Regions from separate parts of the Homo sapiens genome. Here regions 1, 2 and 3 are each linked to region 4. A link is a contact called in ENCODE Hi-C or POLR2A ChIA-PET data. All regions are on one chromosome and are shown on one strand. The core of a region is the stretch at or near the end of the contact, and the rest is flanking DNA. Distances in the headings are between cores, read along the strand shown.

The links. A loop is a pair of places that touch in the nucleus more often than their neighbours do. ChIA-PET counts read pairs that join two places held with the same protein, here RNA polymerase II (POLR2A). Pooled maps may share reads with other maps.
Region 1: a loop to region 4 is called in a map of CD8-positive, alpha-beta T cell, with 18 times the contacts of the local background. The contact joins the promoter of STPG2 here to the promoter of PPP3CA in region 4. A Hi-C loop is called at or near these places in 4 of 168 maps with a recorded cell type or tissue (CD8-positive, alpha-beta T cell, OCI-LY7 and naive thymus-derived CD4-positive, alpha-beta T cell), 1 of 37 single-sample maps with no recorded cell type and 11 of 50 pooled maps.
Region 2: a loop to region 4 is called in a map of CD4-positive, alpha-beta memory T cell, with 16 times the contacts of the local background. The contact joins the promoter of TET2 here to the promoter of PPP3CA in region 4. A Hi-C loop is called at or near these places in 2 of 168 maps with a recorded cell type or tissue (CD4-positive, alpha-beta memory T cell and naive thymus-derived CD4-positive, alpha-beta T cell) and 10 of 50 pooled maps.
Region 3: a loop to region 4 is called in a map of CD4-positive, alpha-beta T cell, with 13 times the contacts of the local background. The contact joins the promoter of RAP1GDS1 here to the promoter of PPP3CA in region 4. A Hi-C loop is called at or near these places in 2 of 168 maps with a recorded cell type or tissue (CD4-positive, alpha-beta T cell and naive thymus-derived CD4-positive, alpha-beta T cell) and 11 of 50 pooled maps. POLR2A ChIA-PET finds 5 or more read pairs at or near these places in 1 of 52 experiments (MCF 10A).

Annotation. Positions count from the first base shown.
Region 1 is chr4:98,141,679-98,145,355 of GRCh38, reverse strand. It overlaps STPG2 (sperm tail PG-rich repeat containing 2), which reads left to right and starts at 1,880. Exons shown (of 11, transcript NM_174952.3): 1 at 1,880-2,314. The coding sequence starts at 2,206. RefSeq lists an enhancer at 2,054-2,153.
Region 2 is chr4:105,145,026-105,148,543 of GRCh38, reverse strand. It overlaps TET2 (tet methylcytosine dioxygenase 2), which reads right to left and starts at 1,668. Exons shown (of 11, transcript NM_001127208.3): 1 at 1,565-1,668. It overlaps LOC124900868, which reads left to right. Exons shown (of 3, transcript XM_047416559.1): 2 at 1,583-3,049. The coding sequence ends at 2,271. RefSeq lists silencers at 694-763, 1,727-2,406 and enhancers at 1,094-1,143, 1,487-1,656.
Region 3 is chr4:98,260,024-98,263,492 of GRCh38, reverse strand. RAP1GDS1 (Rap1 GTPase-GDP dissociation stimulator 1) reads right to left here and starts at 2,109. Exons shown (of 15, transcript NM_001100427.2): 1 at 1,924-2,109. The coding sequence starts at 1,927. RefSeq lists silencers at 1,819-1,888, 1,989-2,288 and enhancers at 2,255-2,817, 2,569-2,868.
Region 4 is chr4:101,345,896-101,349,462 of GRCh38, reverse strand. PPP3CA (protein phosphatase 3 catalytic subunit alpha) reads left to right here and starts at 1,937. Exons shown (of 14, transcript NM_000944.5): 1 at 1,937-2,724. The coding sequence starts at 2,667. PPP3CA-DT (PPP3CA divergent transcript) reads right to left here and starts at 1,686. Exons shown (of 2, transcript NR_033874.1): 1 at 1,454-1,686; 2 at 580-1,139. RefSeq lists silencers at 1,702-2,311, 2,782-3,141, 3,162-3,551.

The sequences.
Region 1 (3,677 bases), core at 631-3,130, 3.2 Mb after region 4:
AAGGTAAATAAACAGTGTTTTCCTAGCTGGTACTCAGAAACTCTCCCATAGAGGTCTGCAAATGAGCTAGGAAGGGTGCTATGAAGAACTCCCTTTGTCTAAATTAGGTTACATTCAATGGCTGAAAATCAAATCAGACAGAAAGCATATAAAGCCAGCTTTACCATTTCCATTTCCAATCTCCAAAAATATGTATATTCAAGCAAAGAGTAATGTAGACTACTGCAGACAGAATGGCCAGACAGGGCTTGAAATTCTGCATCAATGCTTACGGCAACCATGGCCTAGACCTGAGTATGCAGTTTGGGTTGATATCCTTGTTTGGATCATCAAGGTCAAATGATGTCCTTAAGGACATAGCGGGCAAATTTACAAGCACCACTGGATTATCATACACAGCACATGAATTTTTCTCTTTCATCTCTGTGACTCTTTCTAATATGTCATAGTAAATATCTAGATCTTCTGAATGGGTATAGGTGGCAGCTTGGAAAATAAGGTTAAAACAACATTGAGAGAATTATGAGGGTTTCTGACAGAATGCAGGGAGAATCGAAGTTGGTGAGATGTTTCCAAAATATTGCAATATTCATTTTCCTACCATTAAAAAAAATCTTTGCCACCTCTCGTTTTGGATTATACGTCTCTTTCCCCATTAGAGAGAGAACACCTGAGGGCAGGGACTTTCTTATGCCTTTGTATCCTCATAACTTAGCAGGGATGGAACCTACAGTATATGCCAATTCGTGTTTTTTAAGTGCATAAATAATTTAGCTAGCTATTGAACAGAAAAAAAGGTACTACAGATACATCCTTGAGAAGCATATAGCCTCGCAAGGAGAGGGTTCCGACCTATATGGCACAATGAAGCCACAGTAAATGTTGCACAGGATTGAGTGGCAAATCGTGTATTACAGAGTATGAAAACTATAAAAACTTGTAGTAGGAACAAATTAACGTACTGTAGACCATTTGGAGGTGAGGTATGATCAAGGTAGGATTTGTCTAAGCCTCTGAGGATATTTATAATCTGGACAGAATTCTTGCTAGAAAAAACAGCCTGCGAGATGCAGAGGTGGATTCTGACATAGATTCCTTAAGCCCCAAGGACAAGCAAGGTTTCTTTTGCCCAAGGTTCAGAATCATTGGTTTGGTGGGGTGGACTGGGCTTTTTCAGTGCCTTCGCTTTGCTTTTTAAATATTGATGAATCAGTATTGTGGTTACCTGGCATACGACAAAAGAGGCAGCTTTCAGTCACTTCCACGGCTTCAGTTGGTGAGCTTTTCGCCTCCTTGCCTGGTGTCCTCATTTCTTTTTTTTTTTTTTTCTTTTTTACCCTTATCTTATTTGTTATTTTTTTTTCTGGGTTCTCCATTTCTTGTCACTGCCCTGAGCCCTGGGTTTGTCTTAGCAGTTTGGACTATCTACAGGTTAAGATCAGAGGTGCCTTTTCTCTGTGAGTACGAGTGGGGCTGCAGTAGAAGCGGGGGAGAGCTTGCGGAACCCCAAGCTCTCTGCTTCATGCTACTGCATTTTTCTTTACTAGGTTCTGTTGAGTCGGGAAGCAGATCAAGGTCAAGTTAGTCCTCACCCTTCCTAACGCGTTTTCTAAGGTTCTTCTGCATACTTAAAAAAGTTCGGGACCTAAGTAGTTACCGGGACCCCAAGAGCTACGAGGTTTAGGCCTGCCTTCTTCAAGGCGCGCCGGGTTCCGGGTAAAAAGAGCCGGGAAAGGGTGGCTGCTCGGTGCGCATGCTCCGAGGGCTCGGCCCAGGAAGGCACCTCCACTTCGCTCCCTAGAGACTGGGCCCGCCTCCTCCCCAGAGACTGGGCCCGCCTCCTCCCCAGGCTTCCGGGCGGAGAGAAGTGGGCGGAGTCAGGGCCGGAAGCACCGGGGCGAGCGTCTAATCCCTAATACCCAATTTTGGTGGCGTGCACCTGGCAAACTGATGATTGTGTGGGACGTCTAATCTCTAGTCGCTCACCCCTCTACTTTACCACAGAGCTAGAAATCGATTTGAGGAAATCTGGTATCAATGAGCGGGCGGGGAGACAACCCCACCCCTAATTTCCCTGTTTACGGAAGTTCTTTCCCGGCCTCCTCAGACTGGTGTCGGCTTCCTTTTTCTCCACACTTCTAGCTACCTTGTTTTTATCGTTTTCGGCACCTGCCCTTCCCCAGCGCCCCCACCACCCCGAGCACTATGTATGATCGGGCTCCCCGCCTGCTCAAATTGGCTGAAGGTGGCAGCACTGAGGCCCATGTGGGTCCTGGATCCTACCAGGTACCTTTCCTGAAGCAGCAGGCGACAGGTAAGATGTAGGAAGAGGCAGAGCTCCTGTGACAGGCATCCTATCTTCAGCCTGCTCCGCTTCTGCGTGCTTGTGAGTTAAACATAGAGCGGAATAGTACCATTTTGTAAACATAACAAAACATGAAGTAGGCAGGGAAAACACTATACTTTTATTTTACAGATGAGACTGATAGTATCACTTGTCCCATTTCAAAAGGCTGGTGAGCATATGGCTAGGACTTTTGATTCCGCAATAGTTGTCTACATCCTACTTTTGATTGTGCAGTTTAGGTCTAGGATTTTGATTTCCTGGCTGTGTTGACATAATATATGAGTCTCCAAATCCTGTGCCCTTACCTCCCGCTGTCTCGTTGCTTTGTAATCCTGCCTGCCTCACATCTTTCCTCCCATTAACCAGAGACATTTATTTATTAAGATGTAGCTTATATTTCTATTTTGCAGTATTATTTAAAGATAGTTCCGTTTTTTTTTCAGACAGATTTTTCTGACCGTCCTCATCTCTTTTAACACACTTCAGGGGAGCCCCTTTTCTCCACATTCTGTAAAGAAAAATTATATTTTTGACCAGTGGAGTGGGGATGGATAATTTAAATAATATTTGCTCTCCTCGTTTGTTTGCAGTTAGTGACTTAGTCAAAAATAAATACATCAATTTTGCTTTCTACTTTTTCTATTCTGGTGATTTTCTGGAGCTTAATACCGTCCAAATGATAGTTTTTCTTAACCTACATTTTCCCCATACCTACACTATGTATTTTCAAGCAAATGCCAGGATCCATTATTCTGTTACATAACTGATCAGATAAGGGAAGGTTTAGGTTTCTTGGGGTGGAGTACAAATTTGACTTCTGTCAGTGTTTCACATGTTGAATTGTACTGCTTCACAGTATCTGGTATCACTATTCTTGCAGCTTATTCTATCTTTATTTTAATGGAGTTGGGCATTATAAGCATTAATTCCCCTAACAATGGCTAACAATGACCCCCTGTGACACTTTGCAATCCTTAATTTTGACATAACTGACCACTTTATTCTTGGAAACACTTCTTTCCAAAATGTAACATCATTTCCTCCTGTTTTTTTTTTTTTTTTTTTTCCCAACTACTGTCTTGGAAGAGTGTCTGGGAACATGATTGGGACCTAATAAACATTTGTTAAATGCCGAATCAGGGCATCATCTTCTCCCCCTCTCCAAGCAGTCCTTCATGGCCTTCTTTAAATGTTTTTATGTTTCTTGTTGATGAAAAGAGTCAAACTCTGTAAAATATTTTAAGAGATTTATTCCGAGCCAAATATGAGTGACCATGGCCTGTGACACAGCCCTCAGGAGGTCCTGAGAACATGTGCCCAAGGTGGTTGG
Region 2 (3,518 bases), core at 419-2,918, 3.8 Mb before region 4:
CCCAACTTCCCTTAAGATACAATCTTATTCCTATGATGGATCATTTGTTGATGAATATCTTTGAATTTGGGTTTCCCATTATAATCCCTGACTGAAGGGGAAAAAGCACAATGTGTGATTTGAGATATTAAATTCATGAATGTATTCCACTCCCTAGACACGTAAATATATAAATATTTCACTAAATTTTATGCACTAAATTTTACCGCTGGAAAATAAGCCTTTTCTCAATTCTTAAACATTAGATGAAGAAGGGAGAACTCCCTCAATGTAATTAAAAGTATATCATGAGGGGAATAACCAGCAAATAACACTTATATTTCATTTTCGGCCTTTCCAGGAGTCTATCCAGGCCACACTTCATTATGTCATAGGTAGAAAACTCTCCATACAAACCCTATTAGCTTAATAAAACTAGACAAGCAGTCCCAGTGAAAAGATTCAGCAAGATGCGAGTGAGGTGTGTGTGTGTGTGTGTGTGTGTATGTGTATGAGAGAGAGAGAAGAAAGAGTAGAGAGGAGACACAGAGAGAAAGGCAGAGAGATGAAAGACCAAAGAGAGAAGCCAAAGAGAAATTTGGATGGGACTGTTATAAATCTGCTCTTCACTTCTTTGCTGGGATTGGGTTTCATTTCTTTAGGCGCCCCTGACCTTGCAGTCTTGCAACTCCAACGCTGCGCTCCCCACCCCCTCCCGCCCCCTCCCCGGGCCTGCGCCTGCCTTTGTGTCTGCCTGTCACTTACCAAGGAACCAAACGAAGCTGATTCGGGAGAAGCACAAAGCCGGGACACAGATTTGTCCATAAATTCTCTTACATACATTCCCCAGGCTGGAAGGCTCAGCCCAGCGCTGACTTATGTACCTTGAGAAAAGTGAGTTCTGGTCTTGTTTGGGGAACCAGAGAAACTATTCTTTCCTCTTTCACTCAGCGCCGCTAACAAAACGCGCGGACTTAAGGAAAAAAAAAACCCACTCAGTGTACTCCAATTCCACTCCCTGTGACATTCACTTCGTACAGCCCCCTAAAGGGGGATAAGAAGGTAGGAGGAGGCAGACACAAACCCAGACCCAGACCCTACAGCTGATAAAAGGGTCGAAAAACACCCTATCAGTGTTCTCTCTGAGGTTGTTCAGGATAAACGGGAGACTCGTTTCACTTACACGAAAGAAACAGGGGAAGAGGATTAAAGGGAAAAGTAGTGCCCCCAAAGCTGAACTATTTTAGAAAGGAAAGCAAATTTAAAAATCACTTTTCTGAGGATTAAAAAAGGCCGGGAAACCGGCTCGTCGGAGGCACAAAGGTAAGTTTTCTGGGAGATGAGGGGACGAGCATTAGGAGGAGAGAAGAGAACACAGAACTACAGGTTTAAAAGGGGTAGAGGGAATTAAAACTATATTTGTCAGCCATGTTGAAGAGGCTCCAGTAATTTGTGAAGCTTCCCTCTTCCCTCTTGGTATTTGTGGGTGACACTACAGGGTTTGCTCCCCAGTCCCTGGAAGCCCGAGAAAAAGCGAAGGGGAGAAGAAAGGGAGAGTTTCGCGGCATAAGAGAAGCGCTCTGACCTCGTTCTCGTCCCTCAGCCTTGCAGCAATCCAGCAGTTGCAGTCGGGTCTCCTTTCTAACAAATCCTAAAGGGCAGCCATCTTGCTTCCTTCTGCTTCTCTACGAAAGCAGCCTAGCCTCCGCATCAATATTCATAAGGCAGTTTGACGTCTGTTCTCATCACTCAGCGGGGCCGGCGTCTCGGGGCGGCCGCGCCGAGGGGGCGGACGTGACTTGCATGCGAGCGGGACCCGGGCGCGCGGCGCTCGCGAGGAGGCGGCGGCGGCCGCCCAAGCTCTCGCCGCTGCCACTGCCGCTACCGCCGGCTCTCCTCCTCCGCCCGGGCCTCCTCCTGCTCCGCCCCGGCCTCCTCCCGCTCCGCCCCGGCCTGCGCCGCCGCCCTGGGGCCCTCAGCCCCGGCTCCCAGGGAATTAGCCCCCCGCACCGGGCGTCCAGCACAAAGGCCGGCGGCACCTGGGGCCGTACAGCGGGGCGCGCAGTGGAGACCTGGGCTGCCCTCACGCCGTGCAGTGGCGCGGGGGGAGTGGTGCGCCCGGACCAGCGCGGAGTAGGGGCCAGGGCTGGCGAGCGCGGGGAAGGGTGCAGCCCTCGGGAACCCCGGGGACCTCGGCGGGTCTCCACCCCTGGGAGAAGAAGCAGAGCAAGCGCGAAGGTTGGGGGCGAGGTGGGAGGTTGGGATGGCACGGGTGCCTGGACAAAGACGTGACATCTAAGATTTCCCTTTGAAACTTTTTGCTGGTCTGCACTCCACCACCACTTCGAGGTCCCGCGCACACGCCCCCGCGCGCACCCACCTCCTCCGGAGTGTACCCGCACGTGCCCTCGCTCTGGCCCCCGCCTCCACCCACTGGCACCTCTCCCCGCACCACACCTCCGCTTGCGCCCACCTTACCCTCAGAGGCCCGCGTCTCTATCTCCCTTTAGATCCCGTTGCCCGCGCTCTCCTTTCCCTTTTCTGTCGCTTTAATCTCATTCAGCAGAAGCGCTCCCCTGTTTCACCGAGGGCATGCCCTTAGTGCTTTAGGGGCCTGTATTTTTAAAGACCCGACAAACTGGGAAATTGACCGAGTTCTGTTTCTCCCCGCCCCGGCCCACCTTCTGTTTACTTTAGCCACGTGGGCTGAGTAGAAGGGGGCGTCTCACAGATTGAAATAGGTTTCTCACTAGTGACCCCCTACTTCTCGCTAGGAGGAAATAAACCTGCACTTTCAAATGCTTAAGTTGCCTCTCGTAAGAGCCCTTACTTTGAAGTAGTTTCCCCCCGTACAATTAAGTAATGAAGAAACCGACCGATACAGAGCTAATTCCGAATGACGGATGCTTGATTTTCCCTGACATTCGGAGCTCTGTAACTATGCTCTTCCTTTGACCGGAGTTTTTCTCTATTGCCGAGTAGTGTTACTTCCCCCTTCTAATGCTCCTTTTTCTAATCATCAACTTTTTATTTGAAGATGAGATGAAGAACAAAGCCCATATGAGTCATAGTAAGTATCATATTACGTCAGATAGTCGTTTTTGAAATATTCCCTTCATCTTTTACATGTTCTTACATGACTGACGTTCAAATTTTAAGTGGGTATTTTGGTCACATCTTTTATGGGATCACTGCATGGTGATCACAGTACCCTTAAGTCAATACTAGTTATATTGTGTAACCACACTTTTTTTGGTCTGTAATTTTTTTTAAAAGCGAAGCCCTAATTTTACGAAATCGGAATATTTCCTCTTTGAAGAGTGTGAAAAAGGGAACTCCTTGCAAGTGTCGCATTGTTGCTAAGAAGAATGTTTAGTGGGTCCAATCAAACTTTGTTTATTCCATTTTGAAACAAAGTTGACTCAGATTTCAGATTTTGCACAAACTAAGGAAATAGTACATTTTCCCTTAAACATTTCAGGTGGGAATGACATTCCATGTTTTCTAGCTGTACACTAAAGCGTCACTTAGGTCTTGGA
Region 3 (3,469 bases), core at 860-3,359, 3.1 Mb after region 4:
TCAAAATGAGAGATAGGTTTCTATTTGGCCCTTTTTAAAAATCAAGCAATAGCACTCAAGATTTTGAAGATTATTTTTAAGTAGATAATTTCTTTTAGGTATTTTTATTCACCAGTGTTGTAACGGAATTGGATTTTTTCCACTGAAAAAGTACGGATTTAACATGTAAGCTAAAATGTTAAATGGATTGTTTAAGGCTCACCTGGAAACATGGGAAAATATATTTTGCAAGCCAAACTTGAACTTACAGTCCAATATCAGATAGGGTTATTGGACATACTGTATATTTCCTTTGAACATACACACACTTATCTGTGTATGTATGTTCAAAGGAATTTTATTTCAAAGTGTATTTTATCTGTGTATGTTCAAAGGGAACACACATAAACGTGTGTATGTTCGACGGAAATATACAGCTTGTCCAATAATCTGATATAATACCTATTTAAAAATCTACTTTAAGAGAAAGGCAGACACGCATAAATGGGCCACCCAATTTTTACAGAAATTTGTTCAGCATATCGAGTACTCACGTTAAAAAGAAAAAACAACTGAAAATAAAATTCAGAGCCCTAGACCTTTTTTGATTCATACCACCTCCTCCGTCAACCCTGGCCTCTTCCAGATATATGGCCAAAGGTCGGGATCAAAGCCTGAAGCATTTGCTGTTCCAGAAAACTCTATGGACACCATTCCCAGGTTTAGATACTTCTTGAAGATTCTGAGTTGCACCACCTAACTCTGAACGTGTTGAGCACTGTATTAACAGATGAAAGGACCACATTCATCTCAAGCTTTAAATAACTCGCACAGAAGGGGTGGGAAAAGTCCCAGCTGACAGATGCCAAGGGAGCAAATTTTAAAAAGAGGAAATTATGACAGACAGGAGTGGAAGCAAACTGGGGAACTTAGTACAAGTCGCTACTATTAAAAGAAACTTTGAGCTCTTAATTACATGACAGCATTCATCAGACGTTTCTGTGATTACTGAATGTAACAGTTAAGCAATAGATGATGTAAAAAAATTAGGTCAAATGTATATATCGTTTTATAAAACATATTTGCTCTTAAATCTCTCATCCAAACCAATCTCTTCAGATTAACTATAAATACAAAGGAACTAAAATCAGATTATGCAGATTAGACAGGAGGAAGCTGGGAAAGAATAACTACCATGTAAGTTCGGTAACAACGTTACAGGGCGCAGTTTCCTGCTACAGAAGACGGACGAAGGAATCCAGAAAATAGGCTGGGCACGGGAATATTGCACACTGTAGTCACCCAGCACTAATTCAACAGCTAGCGGCTCTATCCTGCCTCACGTTCCTCGTGGCCTCTGACAAGTCATCCTTTCAACCTATGAGGCTGTCCGCTCTCCCCCTTGGAAAATAATTTCCGTGCAGGTTGTAAGATCTCCCTCACAAACTACTTGCTTCCACTTCCCCGCCCGGGATGAGGAGTCTCCACGACGGGGAAAGGTCGCACTGACAGAGAAGGAAGTTACACGAAGTGGTAGTGGTCGGACCCGAGCCTCGAGCTCAGTACACGCGGGGGAAAAGGAAGCGGGCGGCCTCTGGAGAAACGGGGATGGAGCTGCAGATGCGAGCCCGCGAGGCAGGCTCCGTGGTGCCCGGGCACCGGCAGGAAGAATGGAGGAGGGGAGGCGAGGCTGCGAGGTGCCGGGGAGCCGGGCGGCGGTCCGGCCCGCGGCCGACCCCACCCCAGCCCGCGCTCGGGACCCTCCCAGCCCCGGCACCCGGCGTGCGTTCCGCGTGCGCCGACTCTCCCCGGAGGAACAGCCACCGTCTCACACCCGGGGACTGGAGAAATCCGGCAACTTTGCGCGAGAAATGCTTCCCACCCTGCAGCACGCCGAGAAAGAAAAAAATGTCAGGCGATGACGGCGGAGGAAGGATGACTTACCCATGTTGCTCCCCGAGGGTGAGGAACCGGCGGGGCGAGGCGAAGGTCTGTGGTGCGGGCGGCGCGGCTCTGTGTCCTCCCTCTACCTCCGTCTCTCCCGCAGCCAGGGAGGGACCCGCGGGGGGCGGCCGCCGGGGAGGAGCAGCTGGTGCTGCTGCAGGCGGCGCGGCCGCGGCGGGGACGAGCGGCGGGGGGCGGGGCGGGGCGGGGCGGGGCGGGACTGGCGGGCGCAGCCTGCGGCGGGCGCGGCTCCGAGCGGGCGGGCGGCGGAGGCGCGGGAGCCGGCCTGAAGAGCTCCGGCCCCGACTCGCAGCCCACGAGCGCCCCGCCCTCCCCACCGAGCATGCTCAGTGCCTTTTCCACCCCTCCCTCTGTGGCGAGCGAGGCTAAGCGTGCGGGTGGGCGTGTGTTTGCAGACCGGCTGCAGCCGCGGCAGAGGATCTTCATGGCGGCCGCCTGAGAGGCGGAGGGCGGGCCCGGAGAAAACAGGGAATGGGGATATTGAGCCCGATCTGCTAGCAGAGGACTCACCGCTGCCTTGCTTTCCCACCCTGACCCACCAACCCCTCACCCGGAACCCGGGCTTGCCTTCTTTACGGGACGACCGGGCCGCACAGGCCGGAATTAACCGGAGAAGAGGCTGGGCCGCCGCAGAGCCGGGAGGGGTGGTGGGAAGCCAGAGCTGACGAAGTTGGAAAGGACGTGTAGGCGACTAGGCCTGCGCCTCTTGGGGACACCTGAGGACGCCCGCTGGGCAGCTGGCTGAGGAGGGGCCGCCGGGAGGGCGCTCGATAGCAGGCGTGTCATTGGGACACTTAAGGCTGCTCTAGCTGTGGCCAGCTTAGAAACAAAGGTCCCGGCAGCGAGGAGAGCGCCCGCCCCAGGATTTCCTCGAAGAGTGTGTCGTTCTCCCTCCCGGAGGAGCGCGGCCTTCCGTTCCCCGGAGGGCTCTGGAAAGGCCCTTTAACCGGGGTGCCGTCGGGCTCCATCCTGCTGTGAAAGCGGGAGGAACTACGTTCCCCAGGCTTGAAAATAAGCGTCCTGCTGGGTTGGCTGCGGCACTGCCAAAGCTAACCCGGCGGAGGTCCTTTGATCCCGGGGCCACCGCCCGCTCCCACCACCACCTCGGCCTCGGGGAGAACCTGAGCAGGGCTCTCCCACTGAGGGCGTCCTCCCGACTGGGCATGCACGTGAGGCCGGGGCTGGCTTCGGTCCTCTTCCCTGGGGTAGGAGGCTGGAGGAAACCGATTTCTCTGCACCCTAATCTTGCCCTGGCTCCTCCTGAGTGGGGTGAGGAATCTGGTCGCTCTCCAAGGCTACAGCGACCGGAGTCCTTCAGGGGACACTGTGCAGTCAGCAGTACAACCTGTTGGAGAAAGATGGCTGAATCGAGGTGTCTTTCCCCTGTCAACTTTCACTCGGTCAATCCAATGTTGAGAAAGGGCTTTTTTTGTTTGTTTGTTAATTAGTCGCCTATTCTCACAGTCATCAGTTTCTGCTTGGTGACTAGTATTTCGAGCACACAAATCAGAAGCGACCCTGTAAT
Region 4 (3,567 bases), core at 688-3,187:
CTCAGAGCTCATAATTTTATGTTCTCTGAAAATTTTAGGCTTTATTGAGGGCAAGGACAATTTTCAAATACACTCCCTCCCCACCTAATTACCCACCACAAAGTCTGGCATATAAATAAAAGGAGTACAGAAAATATCTTTATTGAATGAATTGTCTAATTGCCACCCAGTATCCTGGGGTTGGAAATTGGGCAGCAGAATCTCAGTGCCAGTGGCAGCCTCCCTATCTTGGTGGGACACACCCTGCGTCTGCTCCTTTTGCTAGGCCTCCACAGAGGTATCTAGTGTGTGTTTCTATTCCGTGCAGTCCACATCAAAGTCACGCTGCAGCACAATCAGTCTCTTACTCAAAATTGATTTTCAAGTTTGAGCTTTAATCTAATCCTTGTCTCCAAAACATTTCTTTTGGCTTCATCTCCCAGCTCCCTAAACTTTTTTTTTTGTTTTTGTTTTCTTTGTGTGTGTGTGTGTGTGTGTGTGTGTGTGTGTGTATTTTAAACCTTTTATTGGACCCGTGGTCCAATTGAGGAAATAGGAAAAACCTGATACTGAAGGACTTTGGAAATAAAACAGGAAACATGAAGGGTGAGAAATTTATTCAGATTTCTTCATAATTCCCCCCAAAAGCTCCAACCACGTTGCCAGTCCTTGGGTGCTGCAGTTGGTCGGGGAGAGGGGCTGTGTGGAGGTCACCTTCTGGTAGACGGAGACCCGCTTTTCAGACTCTGTGGCGCAGCAGGCGGGCCAGGAACATTTGGGCCACTATTGCTCTTAGCCCTGCCGCGCCTGACTTTCTCTCCTCTACTTTCCTTCCGACCGTAGGGACAAGTGTGGGGATCCGCTTTGGGCTCCAAGGCCCTGCCCGCACTGGCAGCACCAAGCGGGTGTAGAATGACTGGAAGGAGCAGGGAAGGAAGATGGGTGTCAACTGTCCCGGCCAGTGGCTGCGTGCATGTGTGTGTGAACAGGGAAAAGGCCACCCTCTCCCATGTTTCTCCCGTCTCCTCGGTTCTCCTCGGAGACCCGCAGGGCTGCCCGAGGTAGCTCCGAGTTGCCCTGGGTCGCTGGGGCTTGGTCCGCATCCTCCTCCGCTAGTCCGCTCCCGCGTTCCACAGCGCCCCGCCGCTCGGTGTGCACGCCTGGGTGGGACACAGTAACAGCCCCTAAGCCGCCAACGCAAAAGCAAAAACAACCGTACACCGCATCGCAGTCGTAGCTCTTCTCCGCAAGGTAAGTTGTTTATTCGTCGCCGTTTTGGCGATCCTCCCTGGACAGCTGCGGCAGCGACGGCAGCTGCGCCGCGGGCGCCGAGCTCCCAGCCTCTTCCTTCCTCCGCCCTCTCAGGGCTGCCTCTCACCCCCACCCTCTTCCCTCCTATCCCCGCCTTCTCTCTTCTTGCCCTCTTGTGGGCCACGCACACACCCGGAGACACCCTCTGCACTTGGCTACTCACACTGCGGCTTAACCCAGCCGACAAGGCACGCTTGCCAAAGAGGCGCGGGTGTGTGTGTGCGGGGTCCGCGTTCGGAGGCCAAAGGAGGGTGGCGTGGTAGAGCCCTTCTCCTCCTGGCCGCGACGCCTTGCCCACTCTCCTGCCCTAATCTCGGCCTGCCAGCAAAAGTGACACCTGAGCAGGGACTGGTCCGTAGAGGCGGCAGGCCCGCTGGTCCGGCAGCTGGAAGAAAACAGAGCAAGGGGCGGGGACAATGAGGAGGAGCGGGAGGCGGGACAAGCGGGGAGGCCGCCACCTGGCACTGAGTGATGCGCCCTCTAGCCAATGAACGCGAGGAACTCCGGCGTCGGGGCGGGAGGTCGGGGGCGGGCTCAGTGGGGAGGAGGAGGCTGCAGGCGCGCAAGAGGCGGGGGCCGGGAGGAGGAAGGGGAGGAGGCGGAGGCGGGCGCGGTGTTGGCGGCGGCGGCGGCGGCGGAGGGGGGTAGGTTGTGCCCGGGACTGTGTCTGCCGAGCTCGGCGGCTGTGCCTTGGTGAGTGGAGGAGCGGCGCGGGGAGGCAGAGGCGAGCGCGGGCGATCGCGGCGGCGGGACGTCTCCGGCGGCCGCGGCACCAGCGGCGGCGCTCTGTGTGGAGAAGCAGGGGCAGCGGCAGCAGCAACAGCGGCAGCGGCAGCAGCAGCGGCAGCAGCGGCGGCCGCCTCTCCGCCGCCGGGGACGCCAAGGTGCGGCTGGTGGCACTGACATCGGCGGCCCTGCCTCTCCTCCCTCGCCCCCGGCCTTCCCCATGTGATCGGTCTTAATCCTGGCCGTGTGTGCGCGCGTGGGGCTCCATTCCGCGGTGCTGGGTCTCCGTGCCGGGGTGGGTGCTCGTGTGTGCGCTTCTCCTCCCCATCCCCCTTCCCCCAAGAATAAAAGAAGAACCGGGAGGCGTGCTCAGAAAATAAATAAATAACCACCACACACGCGCAGCCCGGAGCGAGTCGGCGGGGCTGGCGGCAGCGGCGGAGGAGGAGTGAAGGCGGCGGCGGCGGAGGAGGGACGCGCGGAAAAGGCAGCAACTTTAAAGCCAGCTCAGAGCCTAGACCTCCAGCCGAGCGGTTTGCAGCGCGGCGGCGGCGGCGGCGGCGGCGGCGTTGAGTGTCTGGCCCGCCGGTCCGGTCGGGGTGTGCAGTCGGACGGACGAGCAGCGCGTCGCTGTCCTCCGGCAGCTGGAGATGTCCGAGCCCAAGGCAATTGATCCCAAGTTGTCGACGACCGACAGGGTGGTGAAAGGTAAGCGGAGCGCCGCGGTGGCCTGGGTGCACCGTGTGCCGCAGGCGCCAGGGCAGCTTGCCTCGCCTCGCCTTTCCTCCCCTCCCCCGCCCCAGGTTCTCCTCTGTCCGCTCCAGCCGCGGACCTTCTAGGATATTGTGCAACCCGCGAACCCCGCGAACCCCCCGCCCCCGCGGCGCCCTTCCCCCACGCGTCCCACCCAGCCTCACTTGGGGCATTTTTATTGACGGGGGCGTCAGTTGGCAAATGGCTGAGCCGCGGGGAGGTGGCGGCGGGGGTGGCGGTGGTGGGAGGGGGCGCCCGGGGGGTGGTTGCTGGTAGGGTGTAGCTGCTGTGACAGAAATAGGAAGTGGGTGGCTCTGCTCACAGGCTTGCATGGGATCGGGTTTATGGTTTTCTTCTGCAGAGGGAGGGGTGATTGATGGCTTTTTAAAAATTAATACGGCATTTTTATGTGGCCGTGGCTTTCCACCGACTGCCTCACTTGGGCAGGGTTGTCTTGGAGCTCCATTGCAGCAATTCCCTCCGCGCCCCCCTCCCCCTCCCCCTCCCCCTGGAAGGGCCTGCACAGGACTCGCGAGAGAGCGGGAGAGCGTGGGGGGAGCCCGGCGCTTCCTTCCGCGCGGGGCGGGGGCGGGGGCGGTCGCTGGCTGGAGGGTGGCCGCGGGGGGCGCGGGAGGCGGGGAACGACCTGAGAGCACCAGCCGTTGCCGCCCCGGGATTTCCCCCGCACGCCCCGGGGAGAGACACGAAAACCACTTCTCCAGCCTCTCTTGCCATCCCCGGCTGTCCCCCGCCGACCTGTCATTGCTCTTAAAGGGTTCTCCACTCGTGCACACCTCC